Regions from separate parts of the Mus musculus genome. Here region 2 is linked to region 1. A link is a contact called in ENCODE Hi-C data. All regions are on one chromosome and are shown on one strand. Each heading gives the region's core, a stretch centred on a gene start or an enhancer-like site at or near the end of the contact. The rest is flanking DNA. Distances are from core to core; before and after follow the strand shown. Region 1 overlaps Gpc6 (glypican 6). Region 2 holds the start of Tgds (TDP-glucose 4,6-dehydratase).

Region 1 (7,447 bases), core at 1,372-3,871:
GGGGTCTGCAGGATAAGCTGTGCATTTCCACCCACATTTCGAGCAAAACTCAAAGTTCATGGTAAACTCTTTCCTATGAAGTTATTTCTGCCCCCAAAATAACCCTAAGAGAGAACAATTAAATCCAAGTACCCATACATCTTTATTTTTGCAGTTAAAGCATAAACTCCTACCATTCTTTTTAATATGACTGGAATACAAGCAAAATCTTGCTGACCTCCAAGATTGCCCTCCCTCCTGGAGTTTGGTTGTAATGATGGCCCACCAGAATACGTAGCAAGCACAAGCCGTCAGCTGCTGACATGGTTTGAGGGGCTAAGGTGATGGCCGGGGCTCTTGGTGCTCTGTATTCTGGTCATTATTCCTGCAGCTGTGCCCAGGCTGAGTCAGAGGGGCTCCGTCTCTCTTGCACGCCATGTGCTCTGCTTAGCTAGCCAAGTCTCATTTATCAGCAGCTTGCTGCAATAGCTTGCTCGGGAATGCTGCCCCTGGGAGTCTGAATATCCAGCATCAATAAGAGCCTGCCAAGCAAGGCCAGCATCTCACTGTGCTTGGTGATGCTCAGCCACTTACAATCAAAACAAGGAGCCATGTACTTTCTCCTCTTGGAGTTTTCCAAGGGTGACTTCAGAAATTTAAACATAAAACAGTTGGAAAATAAAACAGCTATTTCTGCCACTGTAGACACAGATGCTGACGCAGTAGCTGCAGAAGACCACTGCGTAGCTGGACAGGGATGTGGAATAGGAGATGGAACAGGATGTGAAGAAATCTCAAATTCTGCAAGAACAGACCAATCATGGAACTCAGAAGGCCCTTCCTTTGTCTAGCTTTAGCACAAGTCATTTCAGTGACAGTGACTCACATCTCTGGGGACATAGGTAAGAGTGCTGTCACTGACAGCCCAGGTTGCCAGGCTGGGTGGACGTGCACTGGGAGCAGGGAGAACTTAGATTTGAGGACAGCTTGGAGTGCCAAATAGGGGTGTCATCCCTGCCAATTCTTCATGCTGTGGTGTGGCAAGTGGGTGGCACCCAGGGACAGCCAACCGTAGGCTCACTTTGTTTGGCTTCTGTTTGCAGGAGCATGGCCAGGAGCTGAACTTGGACAGTTGCACAGAATTATTTTTCTTCACATCTAATTTCATGTTGTTAATGTAGGGTTTCTTGATTGCCACCAAGCATAGCTTAGGAGGGTGGAAGAGTCTCCCAGGAGACTTCTCCCAGGAGAAGTTAGGGAGAACGGAAGCTGAACACAGGGTAGGGGCTATACACTATGTGCTAGGAAACTCACTGCTACAGTTGACGGCTTTTGTAACCTAAGAAACAGTAACATATTTCTTATAGACGGTTCCCAGTGGCTAACCACTGTGCCTGCCGTCCACTCCTCATGGTTGAGTTGGGGTTTTCAGAAAGACCTGGGTGCTCTATTGATGTTCTTGTTAGGAGGAGAGTCATGCCAGCCGATGGGCACGCTCTATTGCTTACCAGCACACTTATGTTAGTTCTCATGTGAGGAAAGGAAGGGACACTGACTGACCTTTGAGTTTGGGGTTTATTAGCTACTAAGAGTCTAAGCAGAGAGGGGCCAGGAAGAGAACCAAGGGGTAGCTAGGAATCACCATGGGAGCTGTGTCAGGTACTGAACTATGTCCAAGAAAACCAAGTACAAGAAGAGAAGGTTGCCCTTGGCTCTCTGTTGGAGAGATTTCTATCCATGCCCATCCGTTGTTTTGGGTCTGAGGTGAGGAGGAGGCAGAAGACCCTGAAGTGTACGCCTGGCACAGGGAAGGTGCTTTCCTCATGATAGCCAGCATGCAAGAGCTAAAAGAAAGTGACTAGGGACAGAGTGTTTCCATTAAGGATGTGTCTCCGGTGTCCCCTTTCCTCTAATTATGCTCTACCCGACCCTACTCCACCATCTTTCAATGATACCATCAGACCATCAATGCATCAGTTGACTGCCCCACTGAGTCGGTTAGAGGCCTCCTGATACAATCAGTTCTGCGAACTTTGCTGTTAAGCATTGCATGGGGAATGAGCTTTGAACAGTAAGACTTTTGAGTAGGAGCATGGATTAATCTTGAAACAAACAATGAGGCTGAGTCAGAATTGGGGTGCTCAAGTGCTGGCCTGGGTTTCAAGTGCCTGCTACTCCTGACTGATGCTACCCTGGTCACAGTTGGAAGAGGGTGATAAAGCTGATTTCGCTCACTTCTTACCACAAATGAGCTCGGCGGGATGCACATCTCCATAGAAATTTCTAGTGTAAGCTACACACGCCTTCATTTTCAAAGTGCGTTCAAAAGCCTTCACGAGGTAAGAAGATATGTTCTGTATACAGACCCAGAATTTATGTGCAGTTCCAAATTTTGAACGTCTCCAATTTTTTCCCCTCCTGCAATCCATTTGTTAGCAAACCATCATCAAATCTGAAATATGGCCAATTACAGTCCTCATTTCTCCCACTTAGTGCCACACTAATGCATTTTTCTACAGAAATCCTAATGCATTTGATTGCAGGATGTAGGTCCAGACCCCACTGGGAACATTACATAATATGCAGTATGTTCACTGTGGTAATTTTCTCAAATCAGAAAAAAAATCTGAATTCTAAAAAGACATATGGTCTCAAGGGTTTCCACAGAAGGGATTGCAAGCCTGTGATATCTGTGGCCTCCTTTTGCAGCTTATTTTAATACACATCTAAACTTTATACATCTCGGGATGGCTAGTATTTAAAACAACAAACAAAAAATGACAAGTCTCGGTGAGGTCGCAGAGAACCGGCACCCTGAATGCTGGCTTTGCGCCGATAACATGGTTCAGCCTGTGCAATGACTGAACCTCACAATGGCGGTTCCTCACAATCTACACACGGCTGCTCTCTCATCCAGCGGCTCCGCCTCAGATTTATGTACGAGAGAACTAAAAGCAAAGGCTTATGCAGATATTTATACCTCTGTTTGAGGCGCAGCACCGTTCCAAACATAGCAAATGTTACAATCATGCAAGTACCTATTTATCGGTAGACTAATGGATACAAAGGAAAGGAAAGGCTGGCTCACAACGGAAGTACTCTGGAGGACAGAAACTCCCACCCGTGGTGTAGCAATGATAAACCTCAAGGACTGTAGGCTAAGTGACAGGCAGGGGCACTACACGATTTCACGCCTATGAGCTACCTACGACAGCTTGCTCTCCCATTGGCCCACCAGGGAACGCCCCTGACCCTCCTCCAGTGCAGCGGCAGAACTTCTACTGTGCCACATTTGAAGGCTGCCAGTTTTCTTCTCAGAAGATTTCTCACCACCCCAATGTGTTCCTCTGGCTGGGTACAGATGGAGTATTTTACAGTTCTTTAAAGTACGGCTAGATGTTTCGGGGGCATCCTTCGCTTTCAGACTAAAGCAGTATCATTCTGGCAGGCCTGCTGACGCACTCTCTTCACAGATCTCCCATCCCCAGACATCATCCATCTGCTCAGATTTACCCAGTCACGGCTCACAGCGGCTGGCAAGGCTGACTGACCTGTTTTCTGGATTGTTCCATTTCCCCTACTTCTTACAAGTTACTATGCCTACCCATTGGTCTTGGGAAGGACTTCCTTGGGGGATATAGTGGTTCTGGGAGGATCTGATGTTTTGAAACACCATGGTGGCTCTCTGTAAGAACTATCTGCAATGGGTCAAATCAATCTATATTCCTTAGCCAGGTCCTTAGTTACCTCCTCCCAGAGGTGTTTTGTGTTTGTGTAGTGCTGGATGTCCTGGAACTACTTCTGCACACCAGGATGGTCTCAACTTCACAGAAATACCTTCGACTTCTGAGTGTTGCTATTAACGGTGCGCTCCACCAAGAGCAGGCACCCAGAAGGCATTTTCAGGAAAGGACATATGGACAGCAATGCATTAACCCATAGGGAGCAGAAATGATCTTTGCTAGTTCTATAGTTCTATGGGGTGAGGGAAGGGTCTGGCAATGATGGACAAAAGGGCTCTACCTAACCCCAGATGACCAACATCCTATCAGACAACCAGCGTGGGGGTGGAACATGAGTTTCACACTGTATCCTTTATCTGCGGCTTGCCCTGCCCTTCTTTGTGGATAGTGGGTCCTGAGAAAGAGACATCAATCCTAGAGGAAGTTACAGGTCACGCTGTTTACTGCAGCTGTGTCCTAAGAAAGCAGAATTCTGCTGTCCGAGAGCGGTAAGTCAAGAGCCCGAGTGAACCGTAATAGTGAGCTTGTTTCTCCTACGTTTTGTGGCTGGGCAGAGCTCTGTCACGTTCATCCTAACCGTAGACGAGTTTTATTTCCCTCTAAGCCTGTGCTTTGCTGCCTCCCACCTCATCAGTCTTCCCAGCTCCCGCACAGACAGCCCATTCTGGACACAGGTTGCCCAGACGTGCTTCTCAGGTGTGACTGATGGCCGCACATGTCCTCCTAGGCTCTCCAGCTTCACCCTGGGACCTTTAGGAGGCCCAGATTTGTAGCCTGCTCCATGAGTCTTTGATTCCCCCCCCCTTTGGCTTTCTAGATTATAATCGATTTCCCCTGTAAGTTACCAGCTTCCCCTTAGTTCCTATTTGTCTGAGTTGAGTCAGAATGCTCCGCTGTCTTCCCCCAGCCACCCCTAGAAGTTGCTTAGGTCAGTGAAAACTGGGAGACGTAGGAGTTCTACCTGTCACTCACTTCCTGCTGGTCACTGAAGGTGAGCCCTAGATTCCTCTTGCAGGCCACAGACACTGACAGAGATGTTAAGGAAAGGTCTGTGTTTGCTCTTTGGATCAGTAGTGTGAGCCTCTGAGCATGGACTGCTGGGAGCTGGACTTTCAGTGTGTTTTTAGTCCAGTTCTTTATGAATTTGGAGGGTGGGACTTTCAGAAATAATGAGTTGAGGTGGGTGCTGAGAACCAAACTTTGGTTCTCTGCGAGAGCAACATGTGCTCTTAACCCCTGAACCCTCTTACCAGACCAACTGTCCAGTATTTTAAAGGACTCCTCGCTCTGGCAATCCTCACTCGGAACTACAGATGTGTGGATCCAACATCAGCAGTAGCTATGTGGCCTGGGAGCTTGTTAGAAGCACCAAACCTCACTCAGGCCTTGTTTATAGCTCCATTTCTGTGGCCGTGATAAAAAAAAAATACCCTGACATACAGAAACTGAGGGGAGTAAGGGTATGTTCAGCTTACAGACCCGGGTTATTATCATCAAGGGAAGTCAGGGCAGAACTCAGTAGCAAGGCACACCACATCCACAGCCACGAGCCCAAGAAAATAGATGTGTGCATTCTTGCTTGTTTTATTGCTACTCATCCATCAGTATTCTCCTCTCTTATATGGTTCTAGAACTCTTGCCCAGGGAATTACCCTGCCCACAGTGGATTGGGTCTTCCTATATCAATTAGCAATCAAGACAATCTCTCACCAACAAGCCTATGAGTCAACATGATCTAGAAAATCCCTTATTGAGACTCTCTTCCCATATAACTTGAGGCAGTGTCAAATGAACAATAAACACTATCCAGCACATGGACCATCTCAAACTCACGGCTTTGCTCAGCTCTGGCTCTCTAACAAAAATGCCACGAACTGGATGGCTTAGGTAGGAGAAACTGCATGAGCAACTTGAGTTTCTCAAAGCTCTGGGGGAATGGGGCATCCAAGGCAAAGGTGTTGGCAGACATTCTCCAGTGATGTCACTTTCTGGTCTGCAGATGGCTAAGTTCTTGCTCTATCCTCATTTGAGGCAGGGTTGGAGAAGGGAGTGCGATATCATGTTCTCTCTCTCTCTCTCTCTCTCTCTCTCTCTCTCTCTCTCTCTTTCTCTCTCTCTCTGTCTCTCTCTCTTTCTCTCTCTCTCCTTCCCTTCCTCTCTGTCCCTCCCCTCTCCTGTTACAAAGGTATGAATCACACTGTATTTTAAGACCAAGTTATCTTTCAAAGGCCCCTACCTATAAATACCAACACATTGGGAATATTGGGGTAGATGGGTGGGCGATCTTAATATGACTTTTGAGGTGGAACAAACCCTCAATTTACAACACAATCAAGCAGAATCTACCTTTATGCAAGATTTCCAAAAGTTAAGCCAACACACTACCAAAGCCTGAGTTGCACCATTCTAGGGTTAATGAACAATTTCTGTAGACAAATATCACCCATCTCAGTGTCTTGGGAGGTCAACAGAGGCAGAAAGTTTCTTGTGGTTACATAGCCTTTCCATCAGAATAGAGACCCAAATGCCAGTAGGGCAGTGGGTTAACACCTACAACTTGTCAATGGGAAGGGTCTCCTCTATCCCACTTCCTGCTACAGGGGAAAGCATTAGTGCAGTGGGGAGGACTGCAGGGAGAGGCAATGGCTTAGCACAGCCACTGCATACATGTTCTTGACCATGGTCTCAACACCACAAACCATGTGACGGCTCCTACAGGATGTACACATCACACCACCATCACTCAACAGGTGTCATGAAGTTAATAGCTCCTCAGAAAAACAAGACAATCACTGTCATAAAAGGACATGCCCAATTTAGAGTCATTTTGACTCCAGAAACATTAAAATCAGAAACAGGCACATTTCTGGGTCAAAGAAGTATGATGAGGGGCTTGAGAGAAAATGGAAGTTGGAAGAGAAAGATGTGTCTGAAGGAGTCTAATAGGTAAAACACAGAGAGGAAGAAGCAGGTGGCTTCTCAGAGACTGGTGTTCTGTTTTTGCTGTACAAACGCCATGACACCCTATCAATCCTAATGGGCGCTGGTGTTCTGTGTCCATTAACGTGTGCTGAGAAATATATTTCTTATTAATAAACTTTCACATGGTTGACAAGAATAACCTTTCTTCATCTTTGTTTTGCAACTGATCCTAAACACACACACACACACACACACACACATACATAGTCTGCCATCTTCAAATTCATACATTGAAAGTGGGGGAAGAGTTTTTGTATTATATATGGATTCTTAATTATCATGTGTTTAATCAACATTTAAAACTGTACAAACATATAGGGCCTCACTCGACATTTGGATGCCTGTGTACTTGTGCAATGCTCAAATCAGGTTAAGTGTACCTAACTCCTTAAACAGCTATTGTTTCTTTGTGGTAAAATTATTCAAAATGCTTTCTTACAGCTTTGTCGGAAGAAACACATAGTGTGTTATGGTTGTGTATAGCCATCTTAGAGTACATAGTCCACCAGAGCTCATTTCTGTTCCCTACTTATAGCACCCACCGATGAACCTTTATCACCAAATGTGTTCTCTAAGTTTCAAAATCTTTCTGTAGAATTTGCTTAAGTAAAAACAAAACAAACAAACAAACAAACCTCTCCCAAAACCACTACTACCAAAAATCACCTTTTTCTCTCCACGTGATTCTAGATCTATCGATATTTGGAAAAGAAGATAGGTTCAGCTACATTTAATAGAACAAG
Region 2 (7,447 bases), core at 2,796-5,295, 170 kb before region 1:
CGAAATGTATAGCTGGCAGGAAAACGGCCTCAAAGTTGGGACACATGTTCTTTGCTTTTTCTCTCTCGCGCTTGCTTATTCGCGCGTTAATGTTGCGAGGATACATCACACGTCTAAACTGAAAAGCCTGGCTTCTCTTGGCACCAAACCGATTGTTCCTTCCTTGAATAGGGTTCCTGGACTGGTTGAATTAACTGATTATCCAGTTGGCTAGACAGCTGAGAATGACAGTGACCACCTTCATTCACGGGTAGTCCAAGATCTATTGGCCTTTCTGCTGGTGTGAAGCGGCAGCCAGGACACTATCTGCCATCACTTTGACCTATGGCAACCGGACTCCCTCCAGTGTTGATTCTACCTAGCTACAGTCTACCTCTGACTTCTGAGTTACAGAATACTATAGAAAACATCATTTCCCAGCGCCACATTCCTTTATCCCTTTTGTACACAACCTACGCTTTTTGGAATATGGGTTCAAATATTTCAAATGATCGTCTCCCAACTAATGCCCATTGTTGGTATTCTGTCTAAACTCCATCCCCACAGTTCCTGGCAGCAGCCAGGTAGGCTTGACCCAGTATAAAAGGGGCTGCTTGGCCCTTACACGTACACTCTTGCCTTTCTCTTGCCTCCTGTCCCTTGTGCCCCCCTCTCCCCATCCCCATCCCTCTTCTTTCCATGGCCCGCCTCCACTTATCTACTCTCTCCTTCTCTCTGCCTCTACTACTCTCTTAACTCCCCTCACCACGCCCTAAATAAACTCTATTTTATACTTTACCAGTGTGTGTCTGGTCCCTCCAGGGAAGGGGATGCCCGCTGAGGCTTCCCCCTTCCCCCGCACTCCACCAGAACATATAGTTAGAGCTCTTTCTCTTTTTATGATCACAACACCCATCCTTAACCCTATCAATTCCATACCCACCCTAAACCCCTGTGTCGATGACATTTGCAAATCCTTCGCTGGAGTATTTTCTACGGTTCCTCTCCTTTGCTTCACTTTGCTCTTTTTTTTTTTTTTTTTTTTTTTTCTAGATTCTCCTTTTTCAACACACTCGAAGAAGCCCTTCTGACACGTTCAGACTGTATCAGACTTCAGTGCAACCAGAACACCTTACTCCTTACCAGGTCAGTTACCACAAAATTCTGTAAATGACCTCCAGCTCATCTGAATTTCTCACTCTACTGTAAGATGAAGATGGTCAGAGGTGGTGAGTGCAGCAACTCAAAATTGTGTCACGAATAAGTTCGTACAAATTATCTTCATCCAACAAGATGTTTTTTTATAACACAAAAGCATGTCCTCACCACATACTTCATCTTAAATAAAGAAGCCCCATCAACAGCAGTTTCGGCGCTTCTGGATTCCCAGAATAAGGGTATTCGTATTTTTGAGACTTTTAATTTTTATCCTAATTATTTTTAAATATAAGAGTAATTCATGCATGTAGAGAAATTTTAATCCAGCAACATGGCTGCTTTAGCAAGGGTTCACATCTAAAGACATTCTAGATCTATGTGATCTGGCTGGAATGCAGATATGCTCTGATTAAAGTATCATTTGCCTGAAATACAGACACCTTAGTGCACACCTTTAATCCCTAACAATGTAGGTAAAGTTAGTTCCTAGGAGGAAACAGCCATGTTTGAAAGTGATGCCTAATTGATGGGCAGACAAAGTGATGAATCAGAGAAAGATTTGACAGATGAGTCAGAGAAAGGATATGTCCAATGAACTCAAGACAGCACAGGAAAGGGAGGCAATGAGAGAGAGAGACAGAGACAGAGCACTTTTATACCAGGACAGTTTTTACAAAGACAGGTTTCAGAGAGAACAAGTTAGACACGGGTGAAGAGAGAATGAGAAGGAACCCGGAGATTAGAACAGATTGTCAAAGGTAGTATGAGGCCAAGCAATGCAATTCAGTTAGAAGCCAAGAGAAACTGGATTAAACCAGTCAGCTTGAAAGATTAGATGGTATGAAAGCCTAGGCCAAGGGATGGTTAGAACAGAGAAAGTAATGTGCTGGTCTCAGGCAAGCCATGTATTCGTGCGACTTGGGTATGGCTCTCATCCCATTCCTTCACCTGAGGAAATAAAACTGAGCAAGCAGCTTAGAAGAACTCATAGCCAAAAGTGTATAGAGCAACATTTTAAGTTGTGACTTCCCAATTTCCTTGCCTATGCCCAATACTGAAATGTAGCCTTTGTTAATATTTTCCAGTGGATATTTTCAGATAAGCCTCTGCAAATATATGTAGAGTTAAACTAAATTTGCCTGGAGACTGTCCCCAGTATTTTGAATTGCTACATCAGAACTGCAACCTAACTTAGTCAGCTTTAGCCAGCCAGCATGCTCCCAACTGACCAACTATGTTTGTATGTGGGAGAGATATTGTTCCCTTTGAGAAGGCACAATTAGATCCATAACCTGTAAAGTCTCTCCTAACCATTACTTCCGAGATTTATATTCTTGTGTATAGGACTCTTGTTTACATGTACCGTATGGGCACAGTGCTCATGGACTTCCAATACCCTGGAATTGGAGTTACAGAAGGTTGTGAGCTACCATGTGGGTGCTAGGAATCTAACCTGGGTCCTCTGGAAGAGAAACTAGCGTTCTTAACCACTGGGCCACACTTCCCTCCAGCCTTTGTTTATACAGATTGACTGCCTGGGTTTCTTGATGGTGCTCTCTGAACCTTTCTTTCAGAGCATTGCCAGGTTTTTCATTGTTTGATAAAATAAAACCCTACTAAGTTTAAGTTGTTGAAAGCTTTAATTGTGTAAATGGTAAACCAAGAACGTGGGTGAGGTTGATTCTAAAGGAAAAGCAGAGCATGGGCTTTGATTACTGTAGGCACTTTCCCTTTGTCTCGTGTGTGTGTGTGTGTGTGTGTGTGTGTGTGTGTGTGTGTGTGCTTGAGACAGGGTTTCTCTGTGTAACCTGGCTGTCCCGAAACTCACTCTGTAGACCAGGCTGTCCTTGAACTCAGAGATCCATCTGCTTCTGCCTCCCAGGTGCTGGCACTAGAGGTGTGTGCTATCACCTGCTGGCTTCATGTCTTTCTTCTTGATCAGTAATGTTATTCTCTTTCACTGAAGACAGGCTTTTTTTTTTTTTTTTTGATGCCTCGGTACATAAAAAATTAATATGACTTCTAATCACTCCCACTTGGTAGAGCCTCCGAATTCATAGAAAGCAGCAGACTATAATATAAACAGCAGTGAGCAATCATATGATAAGCCCACTTGTTGATGAGTGTGTGATAGATCTGGTCCCAGAGAAATGAATGGCCTTACCTCCATGGAGCAGAGACAGTGAGAAATTACATCAGTGGCCAATTTGTTGATGAATGATAAGAAGAAAACAAAAAAAAAAAAATGGTTCTGCATGGTTAGAGTCAAGGAATGACTCTAATAGGAAGATGGCACTCAAACTGAGAACTGAAGGAGGTAAACACTAGTCAGACATCCGAGGAAAGGGCAGGTAGACCAGGGAAGAACACCTGGTAATATAAATAAGAGCAAGAAGGACCAGGATTGGGGCACAGTGAGCAGACAAGAGAAGAGAGTAAAACCTTCCAGGGAACTCTGCAAAACTTACTTATCATGATTGCAAGCGGCCTTCGCCTTTTGTGACAGTATTTACAACAGTGAAACATAATTTTGCAATGCAACTTTCCATTTCCATACTGCATACATTCTAGAGGATTCTGCTCAGCTGGGTGTTAGTCTATGAGCATAGCTGAAGTTCAAAAATGAAGGCATCGATTCATAACTCCGAATTTCTAAGCACCTATAGTAGTAATCCATGCTGGTGACACTTGCTTAGAAAATATTCCAGACCCTAGTACCAATGACCCTAATTTCTCCTAGCTGGTGACTATGGGCTAGAGAGTGCGCGCCTGCGCAGTGCCACTGCCGGCTCCGCCCCTCTTTTGGGGTCTGGGAGAACCCGGAAGCCTCTGCGACTTCCTTTGAACGTGTCGGGGGCGGGGCATGTCGTAAAGCGTCGTGAAGCTGCTTCCCTCGGTTCTTCAGACGCCGCGCTTTACGGCGCTGGCTCTGCAGAGCTGAAGATGTCCGCTGCGAGCCGGGAGGAGCGTTCTGGTCCTCCCGGCAGCTTCGCGAAGCGGGTCCTGGTGACCGGGGGTGCTGGTTTCATGTAGGTAACGGTGCTGGTGGCTGAGAAGTTTCTCCCCACAAATCCTAACCTTGCCCTGCGGTTCTCCTTGTCTTTTGCACTTCGGGTCCACGACTTTGCAGATCCGTTATGGGGAGGGTCCCAATGCACAGCCCGGATGTCCATCCGGTTTCCCTCACTTTCTGGCCAGCCAAGACGAGGTTGCTTCGAAAATGCGACTTCTTTAACACCTTCCCCACAAAAAGGGGAACTCAGGAGTGCCTTGCTGCTGTCCCACCCCCTACCTGCCCGGGGGTGTTTACCACCTGTCACTTTTCTGAGAAGCACACATCAGTTTCATTCCCTTTTCTTCCCGCTCTCTGACAAAGCTCCGGCCAGCAGATGAAGGCCTTTCCAAAAGCTCGCCTCTACACGATGTGAGGATCGATCGTAATGGGACTCTTTGTCTTGTCTTCTCTTTTTTAGAAACTGTTTACAAATCCTTTGTTATTCCCAACCTGTTTGAGGCTCACACCCACCTACCGTGAAACTGTCCTTTCTATTTGTGTCAAAGCTTATTCTTAATTTGACTTCTGTTCCCTGCCTCCTTTTCCTTAGAACACTGCTACTATCCCTCTCCTGTTGATCTCGCGCGTTTTCTTTACACTTTGTAGAGTGTGTTCCTAAGTGAGATAGATGCAGCTGCATAGAGTTTTACAGTCATGGTTTCTGTGAGACTTGTAATGAAAGTCCAGGGTCTTTATCCGATCTAGAAGACTCGGGTGCTCGAGCCCTGCTTCCCAACCTAGTCTCTTGCTTTTCTGTACTCGCCCACAACCCTCTCAGGCTTCTCGGAGCACAGGAGGTTAGTGCTGCTTCCCGACTTGAGGCAGTTGCATAGGCTGTTAATTTACCCGCATATCACCTTCAGAGTGCTTATGGGAACACCTTAGGCCACCCATCCACTCAGCACTACCTGAAATTACATTGAGTACTTGTGTTTACTTGTTTATGGCCTTGCCCTTCTTCTAGAGTATAAACTGTGTGAGAGTAGACTGATGTTCATTAAGCTCCCACAGAAAGAAAGGTCAGGGCCATATCGTGAAGGTCTTCTGTAAGAGTTGAGTGGATGGATGCGTGAGCGATCCACAGGAAGTTCTGTCCTTGTAGTGTCTCCTGCATGGGGAGGGGTCAGAGAGTCTTGGTTACTGCCCAAGAACATGCAGTGGGCCTTTTAAATCCACAGACACTTTGCTGAGAGTAGGTAGCAGGAAGCTGAGATTCACTTAATTAACAGACGTGTACGTGGGGAAATGCATGTACTTGCATGGAAGGGCTTGTTCACAAAGAATGTCCTAGAAAATGAAGGAAAGTGAAGTTTTTCACCAAGAACAAACTTCACCTTTACAATTGGCCAGTGCTAGCCATTACTCCCCAGAGCCCAAAATATGTTTATATATATATATGTTTCTTTTACTGAGATAGCTCCATTTCAGGGTCCTCTGAGTTCCAGGAACCACTGTCAGTACCAAGCTCAAACTCAGCTATCATTAATCTAGGAAACCTGGGTTTAGTCCAGAGCCCTCCTGAGATTTTAGGCTTACACAAGCCAACTTATAGTATAGTACCAAGAGAGCAGTTGCAGAAGTCACTGTAAGCATAGGCAAATGACAGTGAGTATGCTGTCATTTGTTATCTGTATAAATCCACCCCAGGCCTTGGAAAGCAAACTGGACTTGTGCAGTTACCCCGACCAGATTTTACATTTCCTGTGCTCACACTCACGGCATGTGTGGGTTCCATCCTTTGATTAAACTTGCTTTTTCTTCATTCTCAGTGCCAGGCAGTTTTATGTGGCACAGGGAAGATACAAGAGTTTGTTTATAGGGTTAAAAGTGCCTGTGTGTGGTGCGTTACCTCTTACTATTTCCGCACCACGCCACGGCTTAGGGGATGTTAAGAATCGAGGGAGGTTAATGCTTGCCACTCACAAAGATCTCGTCTTCTTGTAGTGCGTCCCATGTGATTGTCTCCCTAGTAGAGGATTATCCCGACTATATGATCGTAAATCTAGACAAGGTAAGTATGCAGATGAGCTTCGTGTGCTAAAATCCGACCTCCATTTACCTCCAAGCCAGGGAGCTTTAGGCAGCAGTGCCAGGGAATGGAAGAGTAGCGCCTGGCAAGACATTCTCCTCCTGTGTTTTCTTTGTGGTCGTCCCAGCCTCTCAGGGTCTGCATTGTCATGTGTTCGTGCTGTGTTTAATCTTAGGTCAAAGCTTTTGAAACTTTTATTTTGCTAGCCTACAAACTCAATGTTTTTAAGTGCAGTATTTTTAGCCAAAGAAAAGCTTTACCTTTTAAAAATTCTATATATACTATAATTTTGTGATTACTATTTTGAGAGGGTATTGGCTTTGTAAAATTAACTTTGATTTTATAATTGCTACCTCCCAGAAACATCTGTATGCATATTTCTTTTTAGCAGTAGACTATAACGAAAACCAGTTGCTGCGACACTTGCTTATGATCTGAGCCCTGGGGAGGTCAAGGCAGGAGGGTCTGAACTTTAGGGTGACCCTTGAACTGTACAGCAAGTTCAGGGCCAGCATAGGAGCACATGAGATCCTGTCTACAAACAAACAAACAAACAAAACAGTGAAAATAATTTAGTCTTGACAGTCTTGAAGTCATGGTTAAAGTCTCCATAAAGAGTATGATTCTTTAGTTTGAACAAAAGATACAAATGGTTTTCTTATTTTTATAAAACACAGTGGTAAAAAATGTGCAGGCAAAGAATAGTCATTAACTCTCGGCATATTTTTCCCGTCTTAATGTTCTAAAGAGGTAAGCAGAGTTCTTTTCCATATCATTTATTTATTTGGGGGCAGGGTCATCCGTGAGCTATAGCTGGCATGTAGGGAGATCATAGGACCGTTTGTGGGTGATAGTTCTTTCCTTCCCTATGTGACTCCTGGGTTCAGGCTTGGTGGCAAGTACCTTTGTGCCCACTGAGTCATCCGGCCCACTCTCCAGGTATAGCCCAGGCTACCCCTTAACTTCTGATTCTTGCATATCTGCCTCTTTAGTAAATCCTTCTACTGTGTAAAACCACAACCAGCAGAGCCAGGTGGATCTCTGTGGGTTCAAGGCCGGCCTGGTCTACATAGGGAATTCCAGGGCAGCCAATGGCACATACTGAAACCCTGTCTCACAGTATATAAATAAAAATAAAAACTAATAAACTATGGGTGGGGGTGTGTGTTCTGCATGTGGGCTATGTGTTTATGCGTGTAGTTGCCCTCAAAGGCCAGAGGTCTTGC

What was found. Hi-C counts contacts between places; a loop is a spot of excess contacts on that map.
Region 2: a map of left cerebral cortex shows a loop between it and region 1 (2.6-fold over the local background). The contact joins the promoter of Tgds here to the enhancer-like site in region 1. A Hi-C loop is called at or near these places in 1 of 37 maps with a recorded cell type or tissue (left cerebral cortex).

Annotation. Positions count from the first base shown.
Region 1 is chr14:117,954,479-117,961,925 of GRCm38, reverse strand. The region is part of intron 7 of Gpc6 (glypican 6); the gene reads right to left. Among named protein-coding and RNA genes, the nearest start is that of Mir6239, 4.4 kb to the right of the region's middle. Within about 2 kb of position 2,621, at least 2 of the 3 ENCODE cell types and tissues checked have a DNase peak (open chromatin) inside an H3K27ac peak, as active enhancers do; they include left cerebral cortex, where a contact is called at or near this core.
Region 2 is chr14:118,129,363-118,136,809 of GRCm38, reverse strand. It overlaps Tgds (TDP-glucose 4,6-dehydratase), which reads left to right and starts at 4,045. Exons shown (of 12, transcript NM_029578.3): 1 at 4,045-4,166; 2 at 6,137-6,203. The coding sequence starts at 4,081.